2 separate regions of the Homo sapiens genome follow, and region 2 is linked to region 1. The links are chromatin loops, found by intact Hi-C in ENCODE. Cell type or tissue: B cell. All regions are shown on one strand. Each heading gives the region's core, and the rest is flanking DNA. Links, peaks and the distances in the headings are about the cores only.

Region 1 (8,332 bases), core at 127-8,126:
GCAGAGGTTGCATTGAGCCAAGATCATGCCACTGCACTTCAGCCTGGGTGACAGAGTGAGACTTCATCTCAAAACAAAACAAAACAAAGCAAAGCAAATGGGAATATAATATCTATTCTACTTGGCAAACATAATCATTAGGAGCTAGGCGTGTGAGGGAACCCTAACAGTCTGAAACAGTTGGGTTGTTCTCACTATTAGTGGGTCCTGAGTCATCCTTTTCCTTCTGATGGCTCAGGAATTCCTGATTATGAATTTGCCCCTTCCCAGCCATCTCACCCGCTGCTAAAGTTGCCTGTTTTCCCATCCTGGGCTCTGCCCATTCTCCAGGTCCCCATAACACGCGCTCCCAATCCCATTCCTTTCTGCACAGCACATGTGGGTTGCTGCCAGCAGCGCTCTGGCATGTGCCCAGGCACAGCAGACACAGGCACGCTGTTGTGCTAGCAAATCGTTTGCAGAAGGGTGATGTGCCTGAGCTTGTCCTCTGCTCCTGTCCCCATGTGCCAGAAAAAGCCAGTTTTCCTGACTCAGCCATTGTGCCAGGACAGTCCTAAGCTGTGGAACCGTAAGGAGGGTTTATCAGAGAGCATTTGGAACAGGTGGAATGTTTTTCTACCAAACTGTCAGCACCCCATACTGGACATGGCCCTTGTTGGCAGCAGGCCTGGAGCCAGACCTCACATACCACAATGCCCAAGAGGACAGACCACAATAAAATGTCGAATAAAGTGATCCTGGGTCTTTGGGTAATGTTTACCACTTACAGAGCCATTCATGGCCAGTATCTCTTAATTCTCACAGCAACTCTGTGGGATAGGTATTATTAGGCTTGTTTGACTCATGAAAAACTGAGGCTCAGGAATGGCTAATAGCTTCTTAAAGGCCGCATGGCCATCAAGTGACACAGCTGGCATTCGAACTCTGTGCTCTGGCTCCCAGACCCCACGGTTTTGACTGTATCCCCGCTGTCTGCCAAAGCATGCTCCTAATCTTTGTATCCAACAGATTACACTTAACAAATAGTTCAAGAATGCTATAAGTAGAGCAGGTAACTTCATCTGTTTTGAAGAAGTAGAAGATTGAGACTTTGGTTTAGTCAGCTGCCACCATCACTGATCTTGGCAGAGGTGGAATTAGGACTTGATCTCCCTTCTAACTCCAAGTCAGCACATCGATTCCACACACTACCTTGGCACCTGGACAGAGCAACTTCTCAGGGCCTGTTCCATCAGCCACCTTCACCCCAGGAAGCAAGACTCTCAGCCCTCCCTCCTCTAGAGGTCCAAGCTAGAAAATGTCCTTAGCTGGTGGCTGGGGCTCTTATTTTGCTCTGTAATCTTTAAGCTTCCCAACAGAAGTCTCCTCTGCCAAAAGAGGCAGCGTTAGGCACACACACACATGCAAGCTCTGAGCCTGGCCCTCTGTGGCCCCAGCAATCCTGCTGAACATCCTGTTCCCCTACTTAGGGAGAGGCTGGGCCCAGAGTTGGGTAAGAGTGAAGACAAGGTAGCTGGCTCCCTTCCCCCAAGGACCAGTTGCCTTGCCTTGGTCCTTGGACCAAGCAAGAAGGCACAGTCCATGCCCACCTCCATTCCTGGGAGAAACATACATTCACAATATTCCCAGCCCGTGCCCTGTGGACAGCAGGGGGAGCATTGCTGCTATGGACAGCAGGGGGAGCATTGCTGCTACTGTTTCTCTTCTCAGCCTCTCAAGTGTTGCCTGGGCCAGGCGCAGTACGGAGTACTGCCTGAGTCCCAGCTCTGCATCACCTAACTGGTGGCTTGGCCCCTCTGGACCCCCTGTTCTCCCTCTGTATGTAATAAAATGAAGGGATTGGGCCAGATACCCTTGTAAGACCCCTTCCACCTCTACTGTGTGACTGCCCCATTTTCCTCTTGTGCGTGGAGGGCCCTTCTGAGCTGATTCCATGGTTGCTAGCATGTTCATAGTATCCCCACCGTCTGTGTCCTGGCTCTGTGGATCCCTCAGGAGACCACTGCTGTGCTGTATGTTCCAGGGGATCCTTTCAGATGATCATGGGCTGGCCGCTGCCCTCTGGAGAACCTTCTTCAACCGGAAATGTGAAGACCCTCGACATCTTGAATTGCTGGTAGAGTATGTGAGGAAACAGGTGAGTGACCCTTTCCCTCCCCTCCCAAGTCCTGGCAACAGTGGGTCCTCCTCTTGGGCTTTCAGGGGATCATGAGAGGTGGAGTTACCAAGGACCAGCCTGAGAGAATTCTGACCAGATCACATCAGCACTAGACGCTGAAGAAGGAGCGCCTTCTGTATGTCCAACCATGAACTGGGCCAGGGAGCGGGAAATGGGAAGAGAGAGAGAAAGAGGCATCGAGTAGTCTCCTGCCCTCAGGAACTTTGAGTCATTCATTCACTGTGCACCTCATTGCCTACTGTGCGCCCAGTGCTATGCTAGCAGCTGGGCCCACAGAGTCCTGGCAGATATGAGCACGTGGTGTAGTAGCAGCTGCCCACTGTGGACCCCTTCTCTACCCACTTGGATTTGTTTCCTGCTCCTGACTTCCAGCAAAACTGGGCAGCAGGCAGCATTTCACAGACAGCCTCTTCCTGCTAGATGCTCTCCACAGTCAAGTAGAGTCCCCCCACTTCAGTTTCTCACCCCTCTGGCTCCCCAGGGCTCCCCGACATCAAAGCTTCTACGAGAAAGCTCCGCAGTGGGGGCTGCTTACCCACATAGCTGTCCTCAAGCCCCGGGGAATTAATTCCTTGACCTCCCTGCCCTCAGATCCTGTATTGATGGGAAACTCATACTTGATAGATGAGTGAGCTGACTGGCAGCGAAGAGGACATAGAGGCTCTTCCAGGGCCTCCCAGTGAGTCAGCCTGCACAGCTGCCCTAGGGCCCCAAGCTGTGTGATTCATGTGACCACTGAGGCCTCAGCTGCCTCAGACAGCTCAGGCTGTGCCATGAGTCACACCTTTGCTTCATGGCCTGGCCCCTGGAGCTGAAGGGGTGTCACGCCACAGTTACTCTCTTGTTCACTTGTATTCATGGTCTTCAACAACCAGGAAAGGCAAGGCTGGACTTCAGCTCTTGAGAAGACAGGGCCCATAGGACTAGCTTGTTAACTGCTGGAAAAACCACATACTGGGGCTCTGCAGACCCACAGGGTAGAGAATCCCAGGAGCCAGGACTTCTGTTTGACCACTCTTCAAATCTGCTAGAGCCAGGGAGAGGGCACGGCATGGCCAGAGGGCCCCACTCACAGAGAATTCTGATACTCTGTTGACTGGACTCACCCTCAGACGGGAGTAGCAATTCGCAAAGCAAATGCTGTGTTTTCTGAGAGACCTGCCCAACATTTCCATCTGCCATGGTGGGCTTGTGCCAGAAGCCCCAACAAGACACACTGGGACTTCTCCGAGGGCCCTCTAGGAAGGGGCTGCCACAACCATTGTCCCTACAAGAGGTCCCATGTGGCCCCAGTGAGAGGCAGTGGAAAAACCGTGAAGGGGTTCTTGGGAAAGCAGGGAGCTTTGGTGGGGACCCAGTTCTATCAGCAAACCTTTTGAGCACCTGCTGCTCCATGTACTCTTGGGAAAGCAACGATTAATAAGACCCAGTCCTGCCCTCGAGGAGCCAGCTCATGGTTTGGTGAGGAAGCCCAGGCACACGGCTAACCCTGGAGTAAGCCAGCCTGTTATGTGATACAGGGAGGGCAGAGTGCTGAAGGCCGGGAAAGGAAGAGCAGGAGCTGGGCCTTGAGCAGACTGTTTGGTGTGGCCGATGGCCCAAGAGCCAACCAGAGGTTCTGTTGAGATTTTCAACCCAGGAGGTGGGCAGAGGGGTGGCACTGGGGGCAGAAATGGAGTCACTGTAAGGGAGGAGTGGGCTTTAGGGAAGAGATGGCAGGGCAGGTGGGAATCCAGAGCCAAGACACGTGCGAGAGGCTGGGGTTGAGTTCAAGCGTCAGCAGCTGGAAGCGGAAGCAACCAGAGTGGTGGATTCTTGGAAGGGGGAATGACCTAAAGCCTAAGATGAAGTCTCCTGGCCCTGCAGCAGTGGCTTCTCTGGATGATGACCATTTTAATGGCAGAGCTGTCTGCCCCTACTGTCCTAGAGAGGTGATACTGGGGCCCACTGACCAGGGGCCCACTAGAGGACAACAGAGGCATACATATGTTTAAAGCGTGAGTGCCTAGCACTGCATATATGCATATTGTTGAATCTCTTCATGTGTCCTGTGAGGTACCTGTTTCTATCCCCTCTCTCAAGACAAGGGAACTTAAATCTCAGAGAGGGGAAGCTGCCACCCTGGGTAGCAGCACTGGGAAGGGACAGAATCAGGACTCTCACCCAGCAGTGCTGGGGTGGACAGCATGGCTGTGTGCGCTGCAAGCCCTGACTTCCTGGCCTGCAGGAGCTGTCTAGGGAGGGCGTGTAGGGGAGACGTGTCCTTGGGAGGTGTGTGTCTGTCTCCATTCAGAGGTGTGATAGGGAATTCCCTAACTGCCCCCGCCACCCAGCTCCCCAGTGACTGCTTTCTCTGAACCACCTTAGTGAAATTATCTAGGAGATCAGAGACGGCTTGGCCTGGGACGGCTTGGTCTGGGACCTGGGATGGTCAGAAGCCCCCCTCATGCCCCGTCCCCTTCCTTCCTCTCCTCTGGGAGGCTGGTTCCTGACGCTGGCTCCTCACCTCTGCCCTGCCTCTGTCGCTTCCTCCTTCCCCCTCCCCTGGTTGCAGATACAGTACCTGGACTCCATGAACGGGGAGGATCTGCTTCTGACAGGGGAGGTGAGCTGGCGCCCTCTAGTGGAGAAGAATCCTCAGAGCATCCTGAAGCCCCATTCTCCGACTTACAACGACGAGGGACTTTGATGGGCTGGGCCCTCCGCACGGCCCGCCAGCTGGCTTCGAGGAACCTCCAGGAGAGAAGTGCCTGTTGGTCCAGGACCCTGCAGAAAGTGGCCTGAACTGACCTCTGAACAGCATCTGTCAAATACCTGGCCCCATTTGTGTTGAGTTTCCTCTTAGTGTGCCCAGGAGTCTGATCTGCTGGGGTACAGGGCTGGGAGAACCCCTAGCTCTCCCGGGGTGTCCTCTCCCTTAGGGGAAGCCCCGAGTGAGAGTCCCCCAGCACACACTCCCCAACCCCCTCCAGCAACTACATGTGACTGATAGCTTTTCCCAAAGGCCAAGGAAGGGATGGTGTAGGTTCAAAAGGGAAACCCCCCAGGGCCTGCTGTGGCCTAGGAGCAGATTGTAATGCTGCCGAGTCCGGTCGGTGACCACGCGTTGTCCCTCGGCTTTCAGCCATGGGGTTGAGTTGGCCATTAAAAGAAACAGAGACTTCTCTCTGCCATGGCCCTTCTTTATTCCAGGGACTTAGAAACTTGCCTGAGATGGTGGACGCAGTAATGAGGGCACCGCGCAGCTCAGTTAGAGACGGAGAAAGGGAAGAGGCTGGGATGGTCTCTGCTGCTCTTGCCTCTAGTTCATGGAGATGTGTCTCTGTTCAGGCCAAGATACAGCCAGCCAGGCCTGTCGTCTGGGACCCAGGAGGCCTCTGATGACCAAGGGCTTTCACATCCTAAGTCATTTGGAAGGAGGCCTTGAGAACAAAGTCACCTTTGTCACTCCCAGTGAACTGAATGAGGAACATGCTGTCTCCTGTCTTGGCCTCCCCTTTCATGAGATACTGGGGAGAAGAGAACATTCCTCCTGGCTTAGTTGTAGCAGACCCAGACCTGTGCCCAGCTTTGGTCCCCCTTCCCAACTTCTGAAGCACGTGCTGCAGAGCCACCTTGGTCTGAGCACCTGAGGACCAGCCCCTCCTCCCTCAGTGCGGGTCATCTCTTGGGGGATTTTCTTAAAGTGAAGAAAGGGGGTGGGGAACCATATTGCCCCTCCCTCCCCCATCAAACTTCCTTCATTTAACTTGCTATAAAATGAGTCATATAAAGAAACTCTATATGGGTGAGGTATATCCCACTTCTGTGAAAACATTACAAATCAAACCGCTTCTCTCAGTTTATTTAAGATGCTTTTGTTGCGAGCGGAGCTCTAGAGTGAAGCCTCCTGTGTGTGTGTGAGATAATAACACCTTGTAACTCATTACAGCTGGGCACTATTTACATAAACCAGAGCTGAGCCAGGCAGGAATTTGCTGATTAATTTATTTTTAATGGAGTGAAGTATACCATGCACCAAAATAAACTTTACTGTGTGTACCTAACTGCTCCTGGAATGGATGGAAAAATTAATGGAACAGATTTTGGCTCCCAACTCTACACATTAATTCATATATAAAAGTTATTTGAGCTTTAACCCATTTGCTGCCCAGGGTAGCTCCCCAGCCACAGATCCCAGCTCATGGCACCAGTTCAGCTACCGGGCTTGCTTTAGAATCCTGGAAGCTCAGATTTGGAAGGAACTTGAAAGGTCATTTGGTCCAGCCCTGGTCCAGAACCTGACTCCCCTTCTTAGCATCCCAGTCAGCCAGTGTTCATGCAGGCCCTGGGTGAGTCCCTCCAGCATCTGATGGTCCCTGCCTACAGAGCTAGTCCTGTCTGCTCAGGAGTTTGTCGTCGTGCAACACAGCAACTTGCAGTATGGAGCTGCCTTTGAAGGAGCCAGATTGGATCTATCGTGTCTGATGTTGGTGAGCCCTCACTTCTTGGCCATCAGCACCTTTCCCTGACTCTGCCAATCCCCCTCCCCTTAAGATCTATTCCAGGTTCCTTGGAGGCTACCCTTATTCTTGGTTTGGCCACTGCCTCCATTCCTGTTTTTATGAGTCTACCCATCTCTTCTCTGAGCACACTGAACCTCTTGGGGTTACCTGGAGAGATCATGCTATGTGTCCTCTACCTAGAACCTTTGTCCCTCCCTCTCCTGTCCCCTCCAGGTACAGTCACGATATCCGTGCTGCTCCCCACGTGGTTCTCTGCTCTGGAGCACTTACCTTTTTATTTATGTAGAGACAGTTTCTCACTATGTTGATCCTCCCACCTTGCCCTCCCAAAGTGCTAGGATTATAGGCATAAGCCTCCACACCTAGCCCTGGTAACACTTACCTTACCATGTTAAAATGATTTTTTTACCCACCTCCTACACTGTACTGTGAGCTGCCTCAGCGTGGAGTGGACACTGTGTTTGTGTTGGTCACTGTTGTTTTTCCAGTGCTCAGCCAAATGCCTGATTCATGATCAGCATCAGTGTATACTTGGATAAATGAAAGAATGAATGTGTGACTAAATCACCAAGTGTTATCAATACAACCCCAACCAAAAAGCCCCCTTCTGGACCATTCTCAGTGTGACCCATACAGTTTCACTTATTTTAGCGACTTAATATTGAGCACTCCCTTTGGTCTTAGCATAGGAACCAAAATGGAAAGTTCTTTCCATAGCTAAATGCTTTTCTAGTGTAACTCATTATTGTACAAAACAAGTGAAGGACACAATTTCTTGCCTTCAGGGAGACTGCTCTGTAGGAATGATTTTGTCATTTATTAATATTTGTATTCTGTATTCTTCCAGAAAAGATCACAGCAGATTAAGAGACACAGTTTGTAATAAAATTGTAGGCTGGGTGCAGTGGCTCATGCCTGTAATCCTAACACTTTGGGAGGCCGAAGTGGGCGGATTGGTTGAGTCCAGGAGTTCAAGACCAGCCTGGGCAATACAGTGAGACCCTGTCTCTACAAAAAGTTAGCTGGGTGTGGTGACATGAGCCTGTAGTCCCAGCTACTCAGGAGACTGAGGTAGGAGGATCACCTGAGCCCAGGAGGTGGGGGTTGCAGTGAGCTGAGATCATGCCACCACACTCCAGCCTGGGCAACAGAGTGAGACCCTGTCTCAAAAAAAAAAAAATCCTTAAAGTTTGAAAGATCAGATCCAGGTATTGGGAGGGAAAAAGAGGGAAAATAATTATGTTGGAAAACCTGGACTGCTAATGAGCAACTTTCATATGACTTTTTTAAAATTTTATAAAATACTGTAAATGCATTGTCTCACAACAATCAGGTAAAACAGGTATTGCCCTCATCATTTTTATTATCCCTTTAACACAAGTGAGGGGACTGAAGCTTAGAGGGGCCTAGAGAAAGAGTGATCGAGGATAAGAAGGGGCCAAGAGTGCTCCAGCCCACGACAGACCCTGGGGACCCTGCTTTGTCCCCATGTCACCCTGCCTCCCTCCCCCAGGTCAGCCAGGAGATTTGCAATTGAGTATGAGACCTTGCTCTGAGCTTCCTGGTCAAAGGTGGAAAATGGAAAGCCCTAAGGTTGTAGAGTTCCCATTGTCACATAAAAGGAAGTACACTTACTCATCAGAAGAAA
Region 2 (8,332 bases), core at 9-8,008, 470 kb after region 1:
GATCATTCAATGAAGAAGGAATATTCTCTTTAACATATTCACATACACAAAATGAAGTTTGAACCTTGCCTCACACCACATACAAAAAGTAACTCAAAATGGATCAAAGACACAAATATAAGAGCTAAAACTATAAAACTCTTAGAAGGAAACATAGGGGTAAATCCTCATACCTTGGATTTGGCAAATGGTTTCTTAGATGTGGCACCGAAAGCACAGCAACAAAAGCAAACATAGATAATTGGATGTCATTGAAATTAAAAAGTTTTGTACATAAAAGGACAATCTTGAGTGAAAAGACAGTCCAAAAAATGTGAAAAGTATTTGCAATCTTATATCTGATCTGAGTACTTTATATAGTACCCAGAATATATTAAAAACACTTCAACAACATAAAGACAAACAACTCAATTAAAATATGGGCAAAGGACTTCAATAGACATTTCTTGGCAGGGTTCAGTGGCTCATGCCTGTAATCCCAATACTTTAGGAGGCCAAGGTGGGCAGATCGCTTGAGTCCAGGAGTTCAAGACAAGCCTGGGCAAAATGGTGAAACCCTGTATATACCAAAAATATAAAAAATTAGCTGGGTGCTGTGGCACGTGCCTGTAGTCCCAGCTACTGGGGAGGCTGAGGCAGGAAGATCCCTTGAACCCAGGAGATCGAGGCTGCACTGAGTTGAGATCGTGCCATTGTACTCCAGCCTGGGTGACAGGAGTGAAACCCTGCCTCAAAACAAAACAAAACAAAAAGGACACTTTTTTTTTTTTTCTGAGACAGAGTCTCACTCTGTCACCCAGGATGGAGTGCAGTGGCACCATCTCGGCTCACTGCAACCTCCACCTCCCAGGCTCAAGAGATTCTCCCACCTCAGCCCCCTGAGTAGCTGGGACTACAGGTGCATGTCACCACACCCAGCTAATTTTTGTATTTTTTGTAGAGATGGGGTTTTGCCATGCAGCCTAGGCTGGTCTGGAACTCTTGGACTCAAGCAATCCTCCCATCTTGGCCTCCCAAAGTGCTGGGATTACAGGTGTAAGTCACTGTGCCTGGGCTTCAACAGACATTTCTTCAAAGATAAGTCTATGATAAGATGCTGAATATCATAATCACTAGGGAAATGTAGATTAAAACAGGTCAAAATCACCATGAGATACCACTTCACAACAATTAGACTGGCCATAAATATTATTTTTATTTGTTTATTTACTTAAATGTTATTTTTTATCTTTTATTTAAATAGAGATGGAGTCTTACTATGTGGCTCAGGTTGGTCTCAAACTCCTGGCCTCAAGCAATCCTCCTGCCTCAGCCTCCCAAAGTGTTGGGATTACAGGTGTGAGCCACTGTGCGCCCACAACAATAATTTTTTAAAAAGGAAATAACAAATGTTGCTCAGGATGTGAAAAAGTGGAATCTTCATACGTTGTTGGTGGAAATGTAAAATGGTACAGCAGCTATGGAAAACAGTTTGGCATTTCTTTAATAAGACAAACCAAATTACCATACGACCCAGCAATACCATTCCCAGGCATAAACCCCAAATCACTGAAAACAGGTGTTCAAAGAAAAACTTGTACATGAATGTTCATAGCATCACTATTCACAATACCAAAAGGTAAAAAACAACCCAAATGTCCATCAACAGACAAAAAGATAACAAAATGTGGTATATTCACATAATAATACATATTATGTTATTCAGCTATGAAAAAGAATAAAGTACTGATACTGATACATGCTACAATATGGATGAACCTTGAAAACATTGTGCCAAGTGAGAGAAGCCAAAAGGTCACATATTGTATGATTCCATTTATATGAAGTATCCATAATAGGCAAACTGACAGAGACAAAGTCAATTAGTGATTCCTTAGGGCTGAGGGAATGGGGGGGTTGGGGAGAGGGAGATACCTAAAGATTATAGAGTTTCTTCTGAGGCAATGAAAATGTTCTAAAATTGACTGTGGTGATGGTTGCACATATCTGTGACTACACTAAATACCATAGAATTATACTTTTTTTTTTTTTTTTTTTGAGACAGGGTCTGGCTTTGTAGCCCAGGCTGGAGCACAATAGTGCAGTCTTGGCTCACTGCAAACTCCGCCTCCTGGGCTCAAGTGATCCTCCCACCTCAGTCTCCACAATAGCTGGGACTGCAGGTATAAAGCACCACGTCCGGCTAATTTTTGTATTTTGGGTAGAAATGGGGTTTCACCATGTCACCCAGCCTGGTCTCGAACTCCTGGACATATGTGAGCGAACCGATTCAACCTCCCAAAGTGCTGGGATCATAGGCTTGAGCCACACACCCGGCTGAATAATACACTTTAAATGAGTAAATTGTATAGTATGTCAATTATATCTCAAAAGCTGTTTTTTTGTTTTGTTTTGGAAAATTGTTTTTTGTTTGTTTTTGATTTTTGTTTTGAGACAGAGTTTCACTCTTGTCACCCAGGCTGGAATGGAATGGCGGGATCTCTGCTAACTGTTACCTCCACCTCCCAGGTTCAAGCAATTCTCCTCCCTCAATCTCCCGAGTAGCTGGGATTATAGGCACCCGCCACCACGCCCAGCTAATTTTTGTATTTTTAGTAGAGATGGGGTTTCACCATGTTGGCCAGGCTGGTCTCAAACTCCTGACCTCAGGTGATCCACCCGCCTCAGCCTCCAAAGGTGCTTGAATTACAAGCATGAGCCACCGTGCCCAGCCTGTCAATAAAACTGTTTTAAAAAGACATAGGATTTGGTAATATGAGCTAAGAGCTGAATGCAAACTCTATGACCCAGCAATCCTAGTCCTAGGTTTTTATCCAGCAAAAAATTGTACACATGTTCATCCAAAGACATGCACAAGAATGTTCATAGTAGTAAAATTTAAAATAACTCCGGCCCGGGTGCGGTGGCTCACGCCTGTAATCCCAGCACTTTGGGAGGCCGAGGTGGGCGGATCACTTGAGGTCGGGAGTTTGAGACCAGCCTGACCACCATGGAGAAACCCTGTCTCTACTAAAAATATAAAAAATTAGCCGGGCATGGTGGTGGGCACCTGTGATCCCAGCTACTCAGGAGGCTGAGGTAGGAGAATCGTTTGAACCCAGGAGGTAGAGGTTGCAGTGAGCCGAGATCACGCCATTGCATTCCAGCCTGGGCAACAAGAGCGAAACTCTGTCTCAAAACAAAACAAAAAAAGCTCTGGCCAGGCGTGATGGCTCACGCCTGTAATCCTAGCACTTTGGGAGGCCGAGGCAGGCAGATTGCCTGAGCTCAGGAGTTCGAGACCAGCCTGGGCAACACAGTGAAACCCTGTCTCTACTAAAAAATACAAAAGAAATTAACCGGGCATGGTGGCGTGCACCTGTAGTCCTAGCTACTCGGGAGGCTGAGGCCAGAGAATTGCTTGAACCAGGGATGCGAAGGTTGCAGTGAGCCGAGATCGCACTACTGCACCCCAGCCTGGGTGACAGAGCAAGAGTCCATCTCTAAAAAAAATAAATAAAATAAAATAAAATAGCTCCTAAGTGGAAACCCACATGCTCATTAACAGTAGAATGGATAAATTATGGTGTATTCAAACAATAAAATGCTGGCCAGGTGTGGTGGCTCACATCTGTAATCCCAGCACTCTGGGTGGCAGAGGTGGGAGGATCACTTGAGCCCAGGAGTTTGAGACCAACCTGGGCAACATGGTGAAACCCCGTCTCTACAAAAAATACAAAAATTAGCATGGTGTAGTGGCATGCACCTGTGGTCCTAGCTACTAGGGAGGCTGAGGCAGAAGGATTACTTGAGCCTGGGAGGTCAAGGCTGCAGTGACCTGTGATCCCACCACTGCACTCCAACCTGGGTGACAGAGCAAGACTCTGTCTCAAAAAAATAAAAAATAAATAATGAAATGCTACCCAGCAATGAAAATGAACATGCTACAACTACATGCAACAATGTAGATGAATCTGTAAGTTTAACTCCTGGTGAGACTAATCTATGGAGTTAGAAGTTAAAATACTGTTTAACCTTGGGGGCTGTGGGTAATGACTGGAAGGGGCTTCTGTGGGGCTGAATGTTCTATTTCTTGATTTGGGTGTTTGTTAGACATGTGTGTTGGCTTTGTGGAAATTCAACAGGCTTTACACTTACGATTTCTGTACTTTTATGTCTTTATATTATACTCTAATAAAAAGCTTTAAAATTTCAGAATATTTTTGAAAACAGTTTTTTTTTTCTCCCCCACCCCCACCTTTTTGTGTATGTATGGTCACTTGATATTCTTCCACTTTTTAAAATTGTGTAATTATTAGTCTATTTCTTCTATTTTTTCAATGATTTTTTTCCTGAAGAGCAAGCCATGGCTTGCCCATAGTAAGCCCCCACCCCACCACCGCTTTTTTTTTTTTTTTTTTGAGATAGAGTCTCACTCTGTCATCCAGGCTGGAGTGCAGTGGTGCAGTCTCAGCTCACTGCAACCTCTGCTTCCCAGGCTCAAGTGATCCTCCCATCTCAGCTTCCCATGGAGCTGGGACTACAGGCATGATGCACCACCACGATTGGCTAATTTCTGTATTTTTTTGTAGAGACGGGGTTTTGCCATGTTGCCCTGGCTGGTCCCTAATTCCTGGGCTGACACAATCCACCTACCTCCACCTCCGAAAGTGCTGGGATTACAGGCATGAGCCACTGCGCCTCGCCATAGCATGTCTTTATGCAAAGCACAAGTGACCCCCTCCTCAAGGCATTTTATTTCCATATATCTGAAAATTGTTACAACGAACAGATTCTGAAATAACAAGGCATTTTACTGCCATCTACTGGTAAATTATCATAATAAATTTGCAAATTATAATGTCATGTGAATGGTGTCCACTTAAAAGTGATATCCTTCAAGACTAGTGAACAATACAGTCAGGATGGCTAGAAGTGACCCCAGGAAACTAAGGGGCAAGATGTCTGCTTTTGCCTTCTTTGTGCAGACGTGCAGAGAAGAGCATAAGAAAAATCCAGAGGTCCCTGTCAATTTTGCAGAATTTTCCAAAAAGTGCTCTGAGAGGTGGAAGACAATGTCTGGGAAAGAGAAGTCTAGGCTGGGCACGGCGGCTTACGCCTGTAATCTCAGCACTTTGGGAGGGTGAGTTGGGTGGATCACCTGAGGTAAGGAGTTTGAGACCAGCCTGGCCAACATGGTGAAACCTCGTCTCTACTAAAAATACAAAAAACTAGCCGGGCGTGTTGGTGGGCGCCTGTAATCCCAGCTACTGGGGAGGCTGAGGCAGGAGAATGGCTTGAACCCAGGAGGCAGAGGTTGCGGTGAGCTGAGATCGTGCCACTGCACTCCAGCCTGGGCAATAAGAGCAAAACTCCATCTCAGAAAAAAAAAAAGAGAGAGAGAGTCTAAATTCGATTAAATGGCAAAGGCGGATAAAGTGCACTGTGATAGAGAAATGAAGGATTATGGACCAGCTAAGGGAGGCAAGAACGATCCTAATGCCCCCAAAAGGCCACTGTCTGGATTCTTCCTGTTCTGTTCAGAATTCTGCCCCAAGATCAAATCCACAAACCCTGGCATCTCTATTGGAGACGTGGCAAAAAAGCTGGGTGAGATGTGGAATAACTTAAATGACAGTGAAAAGCAGCCTTATGTCACTAAGGTGGCAAAGCTGAAGAAGTATGAGAAGGATGTTGCTGACTATAAGTCGAAAGGAAAGTTGGACGGCACAAAAGGTCCTGCTAAAGTTGCCTGGGAAAAGATGGAAGAAGAAGATGAAGAAGATGGGGAGGAAGAGAAGGAGGATGAATAAATAAACTGTTTGCCTATAAAAAAAAAAGGTGATATCCTTCTGCAGGGCAAAATTCATCCAACTAAATGTGGTAAGTTTGTCATTTGGCACTGTTGTGACGAACCCTGCAGACAGTAAAATGTTGACACTTTCTAGATGGTTTTGTTCTTTCTTTTTTCCCCTGTTTTATTATTGTTTTTCTTAAAGACATCATTGAAGTATTCACTGTCAGTCTTATCACTGCAGAGCTTGAGCCTGTTTGGACACACATGAAAGTAGAAGTCCAATAAATACAAATCAAATTATCAAAGAACAATTGATTTGCTTTTTCTTCACTCTAGTCCAAATCTAGAACAATCCTGGATGTTTTAGGACTGTTTTTCTTGCTCAAAACATTTTATGAAATAGCCTGACCACCTCTTCAGAAGCCTCTCTCAATCTATTGCTTGTTGAGACTATCATAAGCACTAAGCTTTCTCCTAAACATTTATAGGTATAAATTCATTAATATGCTTGACAACCTTATGAAGTAGGAGCCCTTATTCTCTGCATCCCACAGGTGAGGCAACTGAAGCACAAAGAAGTTAAGTTACATTTCAAGTGAGGATATTACAAACATAGCTTCCTTGGGGAGCTTACAGTCTACTGGGGATATAGAATGAAACAAAACCCATGTAAAGATTTTTAAACAATATAAATGAGAAAATACTTTGGACCCTGTTGGACAAGTCATTTATCTCCTTTTGGTTGCAGTTTCTTCACATAGCTAATAAATGGCAGAGCTAGAATCTGAACTTGGGTGTTCAGATTCACTTTGGCTTCAGAGCCCAATATTGTAATCATTATGCTATACTATCTGCTAGTTTATGGCCTGTTTTTGTTCTTTTGCTGCCTGCCTGCAGGCAACAAGTATTTGTGTTGCCTAGGCTCCTGCTATTTTTACCTACAGGATCTGCAGGTGCCCAATGCGCCCCTGTCTTCTCAGCTCTTTGCATTCTTGCAGATCCCAGGAACACCCATGACCCTTGGCTTAAGGACATGGACAACAAGGTGAAAAAATTAGGATAGTGGCTCTGGAATCTTTTGTGCGTGTGTATGGTAAAATACATATATAACATAAAATTTGCCATTTTAACCATTTTTAAGCATATAATTCGGTGGCATTAAGTATATTCACATGCAACCATCACCACCATCTACCTCCAGAACTTTGTTTTCCCCAACTGAAACTTTGTATTCATTAAACACAAACTTCCCATTCCCTCTCCCTCTAGCCCTTGGCAACCACTCTACTTTCTGTCTTTATGAATTTGACTACTTTAGGAACCTCATATAGGAGGAATCATACAATATTTGTCTTTTTGTGACCGACTTATTTCACTTAGCATAATATCTTCAAGGTTCATCTGTGGTGTACGTCGGGTCAGAATTTCCTTCCTTCATGAAGGCTGAGCGATGCTTCATTGCATGTATAGACCACATTTTGCTTATCTATTCAACTGTCTATAGATATGTAGGTTGCTTCCACATGTTGGCTATTGTGAACAATGCTGCTGTGAACAGGGGTGCACAAATATCTCTTTGAAACTCTGCTTTCACTTCTTTATTTTTTAAATTTTATTTCGAAACAGGGTTTTGCTCCATCACCCAGGCTGGAATGCAGGAATGGAAACATGGCTCACTGCAGCCTCAACCTCCTGGGCTCAACTGATCCTCTCGCCTTAGCCTCCTGGGTAGCTGGGACCACAGGTATGTGCTGCCACACCTGGCTTGTTCATTTATTTATTTTTAAACTTTGAGACAGGGTCTCATCTGTCACCCAGGCTGGAGTACAGTGGTACTAATGTGATTTCACTTATTTTGGATGAATACCCAGAAGTGGAATTACTGGCTCATAGGGTAATCCTATGTTTAACATTTTTTTCCTTGAGACTGGGTCTTGCTATGTTGCCCAGGGTGGACTCAAACTCCTGGGTTCAAGTGATCCTCCTGCCCTAGCCTCCCAAGTAGCTGGGATTACAGGGGCGCCTATGTTTAACTTTTTGAGGAAATGCCAAACTGTTTTCCACCATGGCTGCATCAATTTATATTCCTGGCTGGGCGCAGTGGCTCACGCCTGTAATCCCAGCATTTTGGGAGGCCAAGGCAGGTGGAACACTTGAGCCCAGGAGTTTGAGACTAGCCTGGGCAACAGGGTGAAACCCTGTCTCTACAGAAAATGCAAAGATTGGCCGGGCATGGTGGCGCATGCCTGTAATCCCAGCTACTCTGGAGGCTGGGGCATGAGAATTGCTTGAACCCGGGAGGCGGAGGTTGCAGTGAGCCGAGATTGCACCACTGCACTCCAGCCTGGGTGACAGAGCGAGATCGTCTCAAAGAAAAACAAAAAACAAAAACAAAATACATTCCCACCAGCAATGCATAAAAGTGCTAATTTCTCCGCATCTTTGCCAAAACTTGTTATTTTCTGCCTTTTAAAAAAATAACAGCAGCTGGGCGCCGTGGCTCACGCCTGTAATCCTAACACATTGGGAGGCCAAGGCAGGGGGAATGACTGAGCT

Evidence for each region. Hi-C counts contacts between places; a loop is a spot of excess contacts. Peaks named below come from ENCODE experiments on the same cell type or tissue, not always from the same donor. Only the 100,000 strongest peaks of a DNase experiment are listed, where the experiment ranks them.
Region 2: it touches region 1 in a loop (5-fold over the local background); 6 of 110 quality-filtered maps call a loop at or near these places.

What each region holds. Positions count from the first base shown.
Region 1 is chr20:35,300,471-35,308,802 of GRCh38, reverse strand. UQCC1 (ubiquinol-cytochrome c reductase complex assembly factor 1) reads left to right here. Exons shown (of 10, transcript NM_018244.5): 9 at 2,024-2,137; 10 at 4,734-6,225. The coding sequence ends at 4,868. Among named protein-coding and RNA genes, the nearest start is that of FAM83C, 12 kb to the right of the region's middle. RefSeq lists enhancers at 2,803-3,097, 2,190-3,389, 3,681-4,501. In B cell, for the core only: CTCF peaks have their summits at 1,391, 1,595, 4,591 and 4,796 (motif pointing left); DNase peaks (open chromatin) are centred at 1,672, 4,342 and 4,792.
Region 2 is chr20:34,831,035-34,839,366 of GRCh38, reverse strand. It overlaps the pseudogene HMGB3P1. Among named protein-coding and RNA genes, the nearest start is that of NCOA6, 9.6 kb to the right of the region's middle. In B cell, for the core only: CTCF peaks have their summits at 4,616 and 4,820 (motif pointing left); a DNase peak (open chromatin) is centred at 4,806; H3K27me3 peaks cover 444 bases.